Regions from separate parts of the Homo sapiens genome. Here region 2 is linked to region 1. A link is a contact called in ENCODE Hi-C or POLR2A ChIA-PET data. All regions are on one chromosome and are shown on one strand. Each heading gives the region's core, a stretch centred on a gene start or an enhancer-like site at or near the end of the contact. The rest is flanking DNA. Distances are from core to core; before and after follow the strand shown. Region 1 has its middle 41 kb from the start of MIR4642. Region 2 holds the start of CLIC5 (chloride intracellular channel 5).

What was found. Hi-C counts contacts between places; a loop is a spot of excess contacts on that map. ChIA-PET counts read pairs that join two places held with the same protein, here RNA polymerase II (POLR2A). Pooled maps may share reads with other maps.
Region 2: a loop to region 1 is called in a pooled map, with 2.3 times the contacts of the local background. The contact joins the promoter of CLIC5 here to the enhancer-like site in region 1. A Hi-C loop is called at or near these places in 2 of 50 pooled maps. POLR2A ChIA-PET finds 5 or more read pairs at or near these places in 2 of 52 experiments (OCI-LY7 and activated T-cell).

The regions. Positions count from the first base shown.
Region 1 is chr6:44,473,319-44,479,764 of GRCh38, reverse strand. No RefSeq gene overlaps it. Among named protein-coding and RNA genes, the nearest start is that of MIR4642, 41 kb to the right of the region's middle. RefSeq lists an enhancer at 3,796-4,326. Within about 2 kb of position 3,909, at least 3 of the 41 ENCODE cell types and tissues checked have a DNase peak (open chromatin) inside an H3K27ac peak, as active enhancers do.
Region 2 is chr6:46,012,108-46,018,553 of GRCh38, reverse strand. CLIC5 (chloride intracellular channel 5) reads left to right here and starts at 2,694. Exons shown (of 6, transcript NM_016929.5): 1 at 2,694-3,074. The coding sequence starts at 3,012. RefSeq lists enhancers at 1,892-2,736, 2,737-3,581 and a silencer at 2,994-3,043.

The sequences.
Region 1 (6,446 bases), core at 2,660-5,159:
ATTTCTCTTTAGCTGAGCCTTCATTCCCTCATCCATAAAATGGCTATAATCTGAGAACACACAGACACATGGAGGGGAATGGCACACAATGGAGCCAATCAGAGGGTGGAGGCTGGGAGGAGGGAGAGGATCAGGAAAAATAACTAATGGATACCAGGCTTAATACCTGGGTGATGAAATAATCTGTACCACAGATCCCCATGACACAAGTTTACCTGTGTAAGAAACCTTCAGATGTACCCCCCTGAACTTAAAATAAACATTAGAAAAAAGAAAAGAAGAAATGGGTATCATCACATCGGTCTTCCCTCTTTCCATGGTGGAGGTGGGAGATTGATCAGAAGCCTCAAACGAGAAGCAAAAGGAGACCAAAGTCAGAACAGTGGTTGTTTGGTGGGGGTGGGAATGGCCTGGGAGAGGGGCAGAGGGAACCCTCTGGGCTGAACATAAAGGCACTAGATCTTGACTGGGGTTCCTCCGAGTTCCTCTGGCATATGTGTTGTCAAAATTGATCAAGCTATACATTTAAGATCAATGCATTCCACTGTATGTAAATTACACCCCGGTTTTTAAAAATGAGAAGTAAAACGAAAGCGCTGAACAAATGAAAGCTACTTCTGCCATAAAGGAGGCTTTATTGGCCTGCTGTGAACAGAACACTCTCAAGTAAATAAAGTCTCACTTTGCCCTCGGATAGGAGATTATTTTGAAGTTCAGGTTCAATAGTTTCAGAAAACACATATGTTTGTGTCTAGTTCGAACTGGTTTGGTAGGTATTTAAGAAAAAACATTAGTTCAATTCAGAGTTCAGTCAAAAAATAATAATACTTGGATTCGGTTTCGGGTTCAGTGAATCAGGGCAGTGTTTTCCAATTTGGGGGTCATGGTTCGGTTCAGTTCAAGTTCTTGTTAGAACAGCCCAGCATGGGGCTTGGCCCCTGGGACACGGCCAGCCTGGCCCACCAGCCATTGTCCACACACTCCCATCCCTTCCCAATCAGCAGCAGTCAAGGGGGCCCTTTCCAGCCTCTTTCCTGCACCTCCCAAAAGGAGAAACCAGAACTTAAGAGGAAAAGAAAATAGTTAAATTTTTTGGCAAATCAAACCTCGATCTGTACTCTTGCACACGTGGGTGAGGCAAGACTTGGCCCCTCAGATGCTGCCACCCACCAGGAGGAAGAGTAAATAATCAAGGCATTGGGGCAGTTTACGCCCTGGGCCCTGGGTGGGTGGGGGCTGCTATACCCTTTTGCAGGTGGAGGAACTAAGGGAGGGGGTGTGATTCATCCAGTGCCTCAGTCAGGGGTGGAGACTGTGCTCATACCCAGGTGTGCACAAGCAGTGGGCACGGTATGAGAAGTCCTCCCAGACCACCCCAAGCACAGTGGCAGCGGCTTACTCTTCCCAACCCCCCACTGCACCCTCTGTCCCCAGTTAGTCCCAGCAGACACATGTGTGTGGTCATGACTTCCCTTTTTAGCCTTGGCATTTCTGCTTAAGAGTAAGGCTCCAACTTCTGTTTCCAAGATTCCCAGCAGAAGCTGGCACAATGGGCAGAAGACAGAGCTCAGAACTATTGCTGGAGGCTTCTGGGAATATCATTGATGTGGTATGGAAATAAGCCTCTAGAGGAGCCTACGAAAAGGAAGGTTACCTCCCACCTGGCTCTCCCTTGCTGCCCTCTTCCCTCCAGCCTGGCACATAGATAGCTCCCTGAGCCTCAAATACAGAACAGCCTACAGAAGACCAGGCCTTTAACTCTGGCCCCTGCCCACCTCATCTCCTGCTGTCCCCACCTTGCACCCTACTCTCTAGTCAATGGGGAAGTTTTATGCCCCTGTGCATTTGCACGTTACATTTCTTCACGCAATGCACTTGTCCTCCTCCTTATCCTCCTGTATAGCTTCTCCTGGATGCTTCCTAGGAAGAGTTGACCACTCTGAGCACAGAAGGGACCAGATGGGGAGGGCATCACCCAGGTCTCAGGTACCTCCTGCTTCCCGCCTGCAAAAGAGTTATCAGTCCTTGATACAAACAGCCTCTGCTGGCAGGACCATCATGTACAGTTGTGCAGTTTATGCACTGCACAAATGTGTCCAGCTAAGAGGGTTAGCGGGGACTGAACTCCACTTGCAAAGCTGTGCTGCTGAAGGCTGTGCCCATCCAGAGAGGGCTCTTTTTCCTAATTCTCCCTGTCAAGGGAGCAGCAGCCTTGCCCAGCAGACATGTGCAGATCCTAGGAGGAGGCATTTGGTGCCTTGACCAGCCGTCTTGATAAGCTTGTCACTCATCCTCGCTGCAGTGACTTGCAGAAAGGCCTGTCTGCTGCTGGGCTGGTTGCTTTCTTCCACAGGCCCTGGAGGGCTGGGGCTTCTCTCTGTAATAGTAGCCCTGAGCACAGCATCTAGCCTGCCAGCTGCCTGGCTGCTACAAGAGCTGATTTTACCCAATGAATTGAGGACCTGGCGAATTCTTTCATTTTGGCTTCCATGCTTAGGCTGAATGTCCATCCAGCATCTGTCAGAAGCTGACACCATTTCATGGCCCCCTGTGGAAGTGGCCGATGCTGTCCCTGGCCACCTGGCAAAGGGGGCCTGGGTGAACTTCCACCAGCATCTGCTTCTGCCTACATAGCCCCCACCCCGGCCAGCCAGACACCGCCAGGTCCTCGGCTCACCAGGCTTAGGGGTTTGGTTCTTGTCCTAAAAGATATTTTAGATAAGCGTCTGGGCTGTGGAGGAGGCACGTGCAGGTATCGGGACCTTCTTGGCGGTGGTATCTCCCTTCCAGGCCCTGTCAGCCTGGCTGTGCCCCCTCGGCCTGGCCCAGTGTGTGCTTTTCTGCTACCTGTGCTCTGACCATGGGGTCCTAAAAGTCCCCACACCCTTGTTTCTGATGCGCTGCTCCCCTCAGACCTCCATGCCCTCAAGGGACTCCTGGGCTGCTGCCCCAGTTCAGGCGACCACCACAGCACACAGCATAATTGTCCATGCCCGTGGCCCACAGCTGCCTACCATTTGGGCATCACGGATTCACGCCTGTGAATGCCACTTCTCATCTCTCAACCTCAGAGGCATCCAGGAGAAACAGCACAGGTCAGGTGGTCCTAAATTCAAATGTCCACTCTTCCCTCCCCATCCAGAGAGTTTGGGCAGCTTGTTTAGCCTTTTCCAACCTTAGTTTCTCTTTACAATGGGGAGACAACACGACCAACAATGTGCGTTAGGCAAAGTGATGTCTGAAAAGTGGCTGGTACCTGGCCCGAATGACCAACTCGTTGGGTTGCCCAGGATTTTCTGAGTTTAGCACCAAAGCTGTGCATCCAGGAACTCCTCAGTGATGAGCAAACTAGAACAGCTGGTCCGCCTACAGCCCCACACACGGGAGCCGCTTCCTCTTCACCCACCACTCAGAGGAGCAACTGACAACCTGGAGCAAGACCATCCGCGAAGCCTTCGGAGTGAGGAGAGGCGGCCAGGAAGGAGGATTCACCGTGCCAGACCCAGGCTGGGCCTCGCTTTGTAACACCTACCAACACCCCTTCAAGTTGCCCCATGCCCCTGCAGAAGTATGAAGTCCATAGGGCTGTGGGCCCCACAGCTCCCAGGGCAAAGCCCGGCAGGCAGTGGGTGCCCAGGAGCCCCAGCTGCTGGGTGCTCCCACACGCCCTGGCCAGGCCAGTGAGGGGGGCGCAGCCCAGCAGGCCTCCATGGGGTCCTCTGGAGGGAAGGAGGAGAAGGGCTTTTACTCCTTTCCTTGGGCAGAAGTGCAGGTAAACAGGCTCCTAACCCTGCTGTAAGGTAAAGCCTGTGAAGCAGGAACAAAGCGGTTTGTTCCAGCTCACCGTGTCGCCACAGCCCGTGGCCGGCCGTCTCTGGGGCAGCAGTGACACCTGCTGGCCGCCGGATGCACCTTGCTCCAGATTCCCTGCGGGAGCCTCCTTGCCTGCAACCCTAAGGAAGCTCGGGGGACCTGGTCAGCCGCACAGGAGAGGCCAGTTCGCCCAACCCTGCAGCCCTGGGGGGCGTCGGCTACAGACAGGCAGCTGGCTGGAGATGCTGCTGGAGCTGCGGGCTCTGGGTCCTTGGGGAGGGGAGGACAAGTGGCCTCTGCATCTGTCCTCTTTGGAGCCTGGGCCCCGCACAGCCTTCAAGAACTTGGAGGAAGAGGGTTCCTGGACAGAGCTGAGGGTGCAGGGAGCTAGACCAGCTTGCAGTGGCAAGCACCCTCTCCTGGATTTACCTATTTCCTCCCCTAAATGCTCCAAGAACACATCGTTTCCCCCATAACACTTCTTGATTCTAAGAACAGTCACTTTCTCAGAATCTTCATTTTCTCTTTGTTTCAATCCTAGTACTAATAGCTGGTTTTCTCTTCAGTGCTTCCTCCAGAAGCAAATGTCTCTGCAGCTCATGAGCAGGATGGGACATGCCTGAAAGGTGGTACCATAAAAGTCTTATGGGGACAAGGGGACCCTGTCGTCAGCCACCTCCCTGGTAGCCAGCTGATCACTGCCCACACTCCAGCCTCAGACGAGCAGCTATTTAAAAACGAGGCCTCAGCAGAATCTCAGGCTCTCACATGCCTCAAAGTCCAAAGGTCTATGCTCTTCCTAGTAGACATCTGGGGAAATCGAGGCTGAGAGAAGCAGAACGGCTTGTCCCAGATCTGACAGCTGGCTCAGCCTCACCCTCTGTGCCTCCCACTGCTCTGTGCCTGCTTCAGGCTTCCAGAAGAAATCATGTATTGTGTTTGGGGATGCCTTGATATCAAGGAGAAAAACTGAATACAACATTAAATGTTTATCCATAGGGGGACTGATTACATGAATAATCTATACCCACCCACTGGAATGCTGTAAAATAGCACACTGGCCTTAGAATGGCCACTCCTCTGTTTATTTGGTGACTGTGAGCAGATTACTCACCCTCTCTGAGCCTCTGTTTCCTAATCAATAACGGGGTGATGCAGTAACATCCTTCTAAGGGTTTATCTGAGGCCCCCAGGACTTCATGACTTTACAGGATATTTATATATAATAACTCCTTTTTACACACACACACACACACACACACACACACAGATTACAAAACAATATATGTGCTTATTCTCAGTCAAGATTCTGAAAAACATGGGGTGAGGTGACTTGAAAAGAGTTTACTTATAGGGTTTAAGGAAATCAACAAGGGAAGAAGGGCCAGTAACCATCCGCAGGGCTGAAGGGTAAAGGGAAGAGGTCATTATGGGAATCCAGAGAGGGAAAATGTGTGAAGGGGCCACCTGACAGGAGCTACGACTCCCAGCAGAGGGCCGCCACTAGTCCCCTGACCATGAGGGCTGCTGCGACTAGTCCCCTGACCATGAGGGCTGCCGCCAGCCCTCTGACCCCAGGATCTGCCACCAGCCCTCTGACCCCGGGGTCTGCCACCAGCCCTCTGACACCAGGATCTGCCACCAGCCTTCTGACCACGGGGTCTGCCACCAGCCCTCTGACCCCGGGGTCTGCCACCAGCCCTCTGACCCCGGGGTCTGCCACCAGCCCTCTGACCCCAGGATCTGCCACCAGCCTTCTGACCACGGGGTCTGCCACCAGCCCTCTGACAACGGGGTCTGCCACCATCCCTCTGACAACGGAGTTTGCCACCATCCCTCTGACCACAAGGTCTGACCTGGCACAGAGGGAGCCAGCGACAGGAATATCCTAGCCACACCTCCTGTCCCTTGCAGAGGCTGAGCCCTTTGATGCAGTGCACACCGGTCAGCTTCTGCGCAGAGAGTACGGTGGAGGAGGCAGCCAGGGTACAGGCCCAGACAGCTTGTATGCATATGAGAATGTCCAAAAGAGACACCCCAACATATCCAACTGTGTTCATCTTGGGTTGGGGGCCAACTGCGGTTGCCAGGAGTAGGGGAAATGACACTTGGATCTTTTACTTCCTATTTCTCTATATTTGCATTTATAACAACTAGCAGATATAAAACGTGTCATCGGCAGCAGTAATTAAAATGTTCCATTTGGGGAACAGCACCTAGATTTCAGTGAGGTCCTGGTGGAAAGAGCACCATTCAGGGGTCCGCAGTCTCAGCAGCTGTTCACGCCTCCTTCAAGAAGTTAGCCTGCCCCCTACTCCAACCCACTTGCGGCAATGGCTGCACAGAGCTCCAGGTCAGCTTCAAGTTGAAGGACCGTACCTCATGCTGGGCTGCTCTGTACCATTCTACTTAAATGAGGCATGTGTATCCACAGCTAGACAGCGGCCACCTCAATGTCCTTTTCACAGCCCTGGGCTGGGCACAGAAGAGGTGCCCAGGAATATGTGGCCGCGACAGACTGATCGAATGCACCAGCTCCGTGTCTTACCAGTGGGATGACCTGCGGGGTAAGCCATTTAACTTCAGCGTCCTCATCTCTCAGGTGCAGAGATGGATGGAGGCCTTGCTCACCT
Region 2 (6,446 bases), core at 1,445-3,944, 1.5 Mb before region 1:
GAAATTGAAAATGGAAAATATGCACAGAAATAGTTTATGACCAAAGAAGAATTATTTTTTTTGCAGCATGAAGCTTTATAATATCAAAACTATAAGTTATCTGCAGGGATGTCCAAATGGGAGATATTTCCTATAAAATGTTATTGAAAGAGATCTGTCCAAATTTACAATAGCAGTAGATATTTGGAGAAGATAAAATGAAAGTTAACTCTGATAGGTTTGGGATTAAGGAAAGAGAAGTCATACCACACATTGTTTAGATCATAGCCAAGGAAATGATCGAAAATACGTGTAACACATTTTTCATTAAAACAAAAAACAAAAAACCAAAACCCTCGAAGACATTTTATGCATATAATTTTATTTGCTACTGCCACATTGCCATTAAGAATATTGCCTACACTTCAGTGCAGGGATGTTCTGAGTCTGTGCATCATGCAGCGAAGGCACCAGTCTCCCTCTGTAACCTTGGTCCTTCCCTAAAGTATGTAGTCATTGGTGCAGAATGTACAGCTGTGAAGGTGACTGTTTCTCTAAAGGCTTTGGTGATGTAAGCCTGAAGCCAAGCAGGAGGAAAGCAATTAAACATCACCTTGATTAAGTTATAATGTACCAAGAGAGTTGCACGTTGGGCTTGGTGACTGCTTTCTTCAGGAAGGAGGAATTTGCACTGAGAGTCTGTGGGGACACAGCCTGCCATAAAGGGTAGTGAGGACATCTTTCCCTTTTCTTTGCCTATCAGATGCCTGACCTTTCAGGAAGGTTCAGCTAAAGTGCCTTTTGCTCCATGAAGCCTTTTCCTCTCCTCACCCCAACCATGGTAAATAGTATCTTTACGTGACAGCTTGTATAGCTCCTTCATCTTCCCAATTCATGTGGCAGCCTTAGTTTTCATTTCATGTAACTATTATTCTGAAAGGGATTTTGATCTCTGTTAAGACCGTTAAAACCATGCCTTTGTTTCCTCAAAGTGTGCACTTCCATAGTGTGCACTAAGAAAAGCAGTTTGTAGAGCAGTTGAGAGGACAGGCTCAAGTCTGTCTGGGTTTAAATCCTGACTTCACCATTTCCTAGCTGAATGACTAGGGATAAGTTACTTAAATACTTCATGTCTCAGTTTCCCCACTTGTAAAATTGGGATCATTATACTATTTGTAAATATTATACAAGTTCACACATGTAAAGTGCTCAACATTTTTGCCTAGCACATAATAAGTATTATTACTTATTTTTTTATTAAGCGATAAATTTTTTAATAAAGCTATTAAACAAATACATGTTTTTAGTAAGGAAGGACATAGCACAAACAGGATTAATTAAAGAGAAGGCAAAGAAGACAAAGAGAATTCCACCAGATTCTGGTGCAAAACATTCAATAATTATTTTTTAAAGAACTGAAGGGTGGGAATGTCTGTTGGTGCAACCACTTTAGAAAACCTATGGCAGTGTTTACACAAGGAGAGCATTCTTATACACTACAACTCAGCAAGTCCACTCCTAAGTATACATCCAAGAGAAAAGTGTCTGTGAATCCAACCAAAAGATGTTTGATAGAGAGAATGTTCGTGACAGAGTAGTCATGATAGTCACCTGCACAAATGTCCATTGACAGAAGAATGAATAAGTAAGTGTGTCGGTGAAAATGGATGATACACAACTACACATAGCACAATGGATGAATCTCACAAACATAGTAATGAGCGAAAGAAGCCAGACACCAACATTCCAGGCAAAAAGATCCTATGCTGCTACAAGCCAGAATAATGGTTACCCTGGGACAGTGGAGACGGGAGAAAAGATGTGGAGAGGAGAGAGCAGGAGGAGCTTCTAGGGCTGTGGCTAACATTTTATTCTTCATCTGGCGCTCGTTACATGGGTGGGTTGGATTGTGAAAATTCATTGAGGCATACACCTAAGATATGTGCATCTTTTCTGTGTTTGCATCCTACTTCACTAAAACAACCAGAAGAGAACGGGAATGAAGTAAGATCAGAAAATAAAGGAAGAAATAGAAAGAAAATGAAAGAAGGGAGAAGAAAAATAAACAAACCCAGAAGGCTGAAAGGCATGGAAGCCGCACCTGACCGGGTTGACTCACCCCTCTGCCCCAGGAGCCACCCCTGCCCTGCCCTGCCCGTCCCCAGCACCCTACTCTCCTTTTGCTTAGCCCAAGGATGGCAAATGCCCCTTTTGGTGGGGGTTCTGAGCATCACTAAGACAGGAAGGGCTTTCCAAGTGGGTAAGGCTGGTAGTGGAGTAACTCGGAGGAGCTGACGCTTTATTAAAGAAACAGAAGACTTGAGAGCCATCTCCTCTCTTCCTTCCCCTTCCCCTTTCCCCTTCCTCTTCCCCTTCCCCTTTCCCCTTCCTCTTCCCCTTCCCCTTTCCCCTTCCTCTTCCCCTTCCCCTTTCCCCTTCCTCTTCCCCTTCCCCTTTCCCCTTCCTCTTCCCCTTCCCCTTCTCCTCGACTCTTTCTGCCTTCGCCTCATTATCCGCCCCCAGGACATCCTCTTGGCCTTGGTGGCTTTGCCAGGACCAGCTCTGTCTCCGCCTCCTGCCCTGCGGGGTCTTGGGGCGGGGGGCCGTGGCCCGGCCCAGGCCCGAGCTGCCGGGGTGTCCCCGCCGCGTCCCCGCCCGGCTGACCCCGCCCTGCAGCCGCCGGCTATTTTGGGCGCGTTGGCGGCGGCGGGATCGCTGACAGTCGCGGATCCTGTGACACCTCCGGGCAGCCCGGCACTTGTTGCTCCCACGACCTGTTGTCATTCCCTTAACCCGGCTTTCCCCGTGGCCCCCCGCCTCCTCCCGGCTTCGCTCCTTTTCATGTGAGCATCTGGGACACTGATCTCTCAGACCCCGCTGCTCGGGCTGGAGAATAGATGGTTTTGTGAAAAATTAAACACCGCCCTGAAGAGGAGCCCCGCTGGGCAGCGGCAGGAGCGCAGAGTGCTGGCCCAGGTGCTGCAGAGGTGGCGCCTCCCCGGCCCGGGACGGTAGCCCCGGGCGCCAACGGCATGACAGACTCGGCGACAGCTAACGGGGACGACAGGGACCCCGAGATCGAGCTCTTTGTGAAGGTAGGTCGGGGTCCAGTCTCCCGCCGCACCTGCCGCGCCTCCCGCCGGGCTCACCCACCAGGGCTCGGGGTGCGCTGGACTCCGGACCCTCCCAGGAGGGCGGCGCGGAGCCCTGTGCTCCCCCGTGGCCTTTCCGCAGGCCAGCGCCCCGCTGCGAGGCTCCTGGGCGGAATGGAGGAAGGCAGGTTCCGGCAGGTGGCCGTCTTCTCGGAGAGTTGATCCGCAGTTTGTCCACCCCCGTCCCCGCCTCCGCTGTCACCGCTGCGAGTCCGAGTCCAGAGCCCAGCCCGGACGCGATTCAGGCTGGTCCTGAAAGACGTCTCCAGGTGTCGGGATGCGGCAGAAACCTGGCTGGACCCGTGAACCTTTCCTTTAAAACGGGAGGAGGGGGAGGAATGGGAGAGAAACGTTATTGACACAATGATCTTTGGCAAAGCGAAAATGACATTTCTTAAAATTCTCTTTCTCTCTTTCGCTCAGAGATCCTAAAATAAAAGCCAAGGAGACAAAAGTGTTTTCTTGCTTGGTGACTTGCAAAGCAGAAAACAAGCACTCCATTCTCCGACGTTATTATTTTTGTCATAATCATGATTTTTCAAGGCAGTATCAAGGAAATGTTAGGCGTTTGGTAGTAGGGAGAGCCTCCCGTTCAACCTGATGCAGACAGGGATGAAGGAGCACAGTGCAAATTAAATGAAGTCACCTTGCTCCTTGGACAGAAACTGCCTAATGTCAGAGCTGCTGTACTTTATTTGCAACCTGTAGGAGGAAGGATGGAGGCGAGGCTGCGGCGGCGTTTCCCGGTCCGCCGGTGTAAGGAGAAAGAAACATTTGATCAGCCCTTGGTGCCGACGCTGCAGAAGTAGGGAAACCTGAGGCTGCGGGAGAGTAGCCTCCAGGGCTGAGCAGAAACAGTCGCCAGGACTTGGGGGAGGGGAAGTCGGGGACTGCCTGGGCGCCAAGACCTTTCACAAAGGGGGAAAACTCTCTCAGTGCAAAGTTTCCCTAGAAATATGCAGATCGCTGAGAAGGGAAGAGTCACTGGTGCCTGTCAGGGGCCTCCTGGCAGAATTTAAAAGGCATAAATATTCCCTGGAATTGGGAAAATGTTATTTTGCCCAAAAGATCCTTCTCTACAAGCTAATTAAATAGATGTTTGCAAAAAGTATGAGATCTACATAAACCTTGATAACAATCTGTGGTCTTTGGTACTTTCTGACTCTTAAAATGTGACTTACTTTACACTTGGTACGTGATCTGTCTCCGTTGTCCCAGCCTACCACAAAGGTTTGTTAAATTTCTTCTGCTGGGTTTTACATTCTTTGTGTTTATTTTTCAAGCTTACACCTGACATTTAGTGACACTTGCTTTCTTCAGCCTGTTCTCTTCCCACTGTGGCCCCTGTGTGCTCCTTTGGTTTCTGGGACTCCCCCCACCCCCACCCCAGGCTGGATTTCCAGGTCCTTTGGCAGACCCAGGTAATAAAGGAGGTCATTTCTCGTCTGATGCTGGGTAGTGTTGGACCTTAGGGCAGCAAGGGGGTGTTCTGAACCCCAGCATCCAGGCCTGGGCCCTAGGGGTGAATAGGGAGAGCTTTAACAAAGCGATGAGTCTTGCTGCTCTCCTTGAAGAAAGCGATTCTAGGACTTACTCAGATTCCTTGAGAGTGGTAGTTTCAAGGTGTCAAGTTTCTGAAAGATATTTGAAACACAAATAGGTTCTTTAGAACCAAAGGAGCCCTTTGCCCCACTCCTAGGTGTGGAGACCGATTCTACCTGCACCTTTGGAATTTTCTTGTTGGCAGTGTTGGAGAGTCTCTCCATTTATATAAAAACCTTACTGCACAATTTGCAGCGTTCCCCAAATAATTCTAAAATGACTGTGTTGTCATTTGTTTTTTCCCTAAAGGAAATCAATGAGAGCCAGGCAGGCCTTCATGGCTAGCTCAAAAACCAGATTGATGGGGAGATCAAAACATCAGGTATGAAAGTTGTTTTGACTCCTCCCTCAACCCCATCTTTTTGAGCTTCAGGTTAGCAGTTCTCATTTACAAGTAAATGGGACAAGTAAAGGCTAGAAATATTGTGAAATAAAGATGCTGCCCAGGCCTTACTTGAACTGTGTCATTTGAGGGAAGCAATATCCTTGTTGACAGAATCACACTTTTCCAAAGTTTGGAGTTTCTCTGAGGTACATGATTCCCCATAAAAAGAAAGGCCTTCTTGTTGATGGTGTCAGGTAACTGAAGCTCTTTCTGCAGGGCAGGGTGGGTTGGTTTCTATGAAGACTTCCAAGAAGGATGGGTCCCACCCAGTTATAGTCATGACTTGGTCATTTTCAACACCCCCTTGGAAGGACCTCCCAACCTCTTGTTTCCACTGGGTGTACCACTCTAAATCACAGTCACCTAATGAGTTTCACAATGACATGTAATTGTAATTGTCTCCCACGTCAATTGATAGTCATTATCTGTTACTACTACTGCTGATAATGATAATGATAAGAAGAAGGAAAGATTGCAGCATATTAGGACATAATAAGTATGTTCAAATACCTTATCTCATTTGATCATCAGCAACTTTATAAGGCTTGATTCACTTATGTGAAAGATAAAGAAAACAAATAAACTGGATTCACAGGTACCTTATGAGACTCGCTGTCAGAGCACTTGATGAGCTGCAGTTTGCTCTTCTTGTAACAGCCCAGGGAACTAAGAATGATAATTCCTCCTGTTCTGTTGAACAATACATGTGCTCACAGAAAGTAGGTAAAATGCCCAAAGGTAGATGGCAGATAGCATTCAGATCCAGTCCTCAAATCTAGCAGTTTAGACTTTGAATTTCTTGCTCTTTTCCAAATACCTATATGTCAGGCCTGATACCTTATTTTGCCAAGTTAGGCTTTCAAGTGCCATCATGGTGACATTTATTTATGTTATTAATCCATTCTAATGTGTTCATAGAATGCTTCCAAGGAGACTAACCCATTTCTGCTATGTACTCCGAGTCTTTCCCTTTCGGGGAACATTCTGACAGTGACTTTTAAGAGATTATTTCCCCACATTTTTAGTTTCTACAATAAGAAATGTTAGATCATGTCAACTCTGATTCTAATGTCCCATAATACCTGTGGATGGCGCAGGGATTTGGAGATGCAGTACCTGAGTTCAAGTCTTGCCTCTGCCTCTAATTAGCTAAATGATCCTGAACAAATTATTTAACTTTCAGGAGCCTCACTGGCCCTCTTAAAACAAGAGCATGGTTATAAATAAGGAGACCATATAATTTATTGTCCAAATCTAGACACTTTTGAGAGTGAAAGGGAATGATATCAATAATTAGGCTGGAACCACAGGTATAACCCAGGATAGTT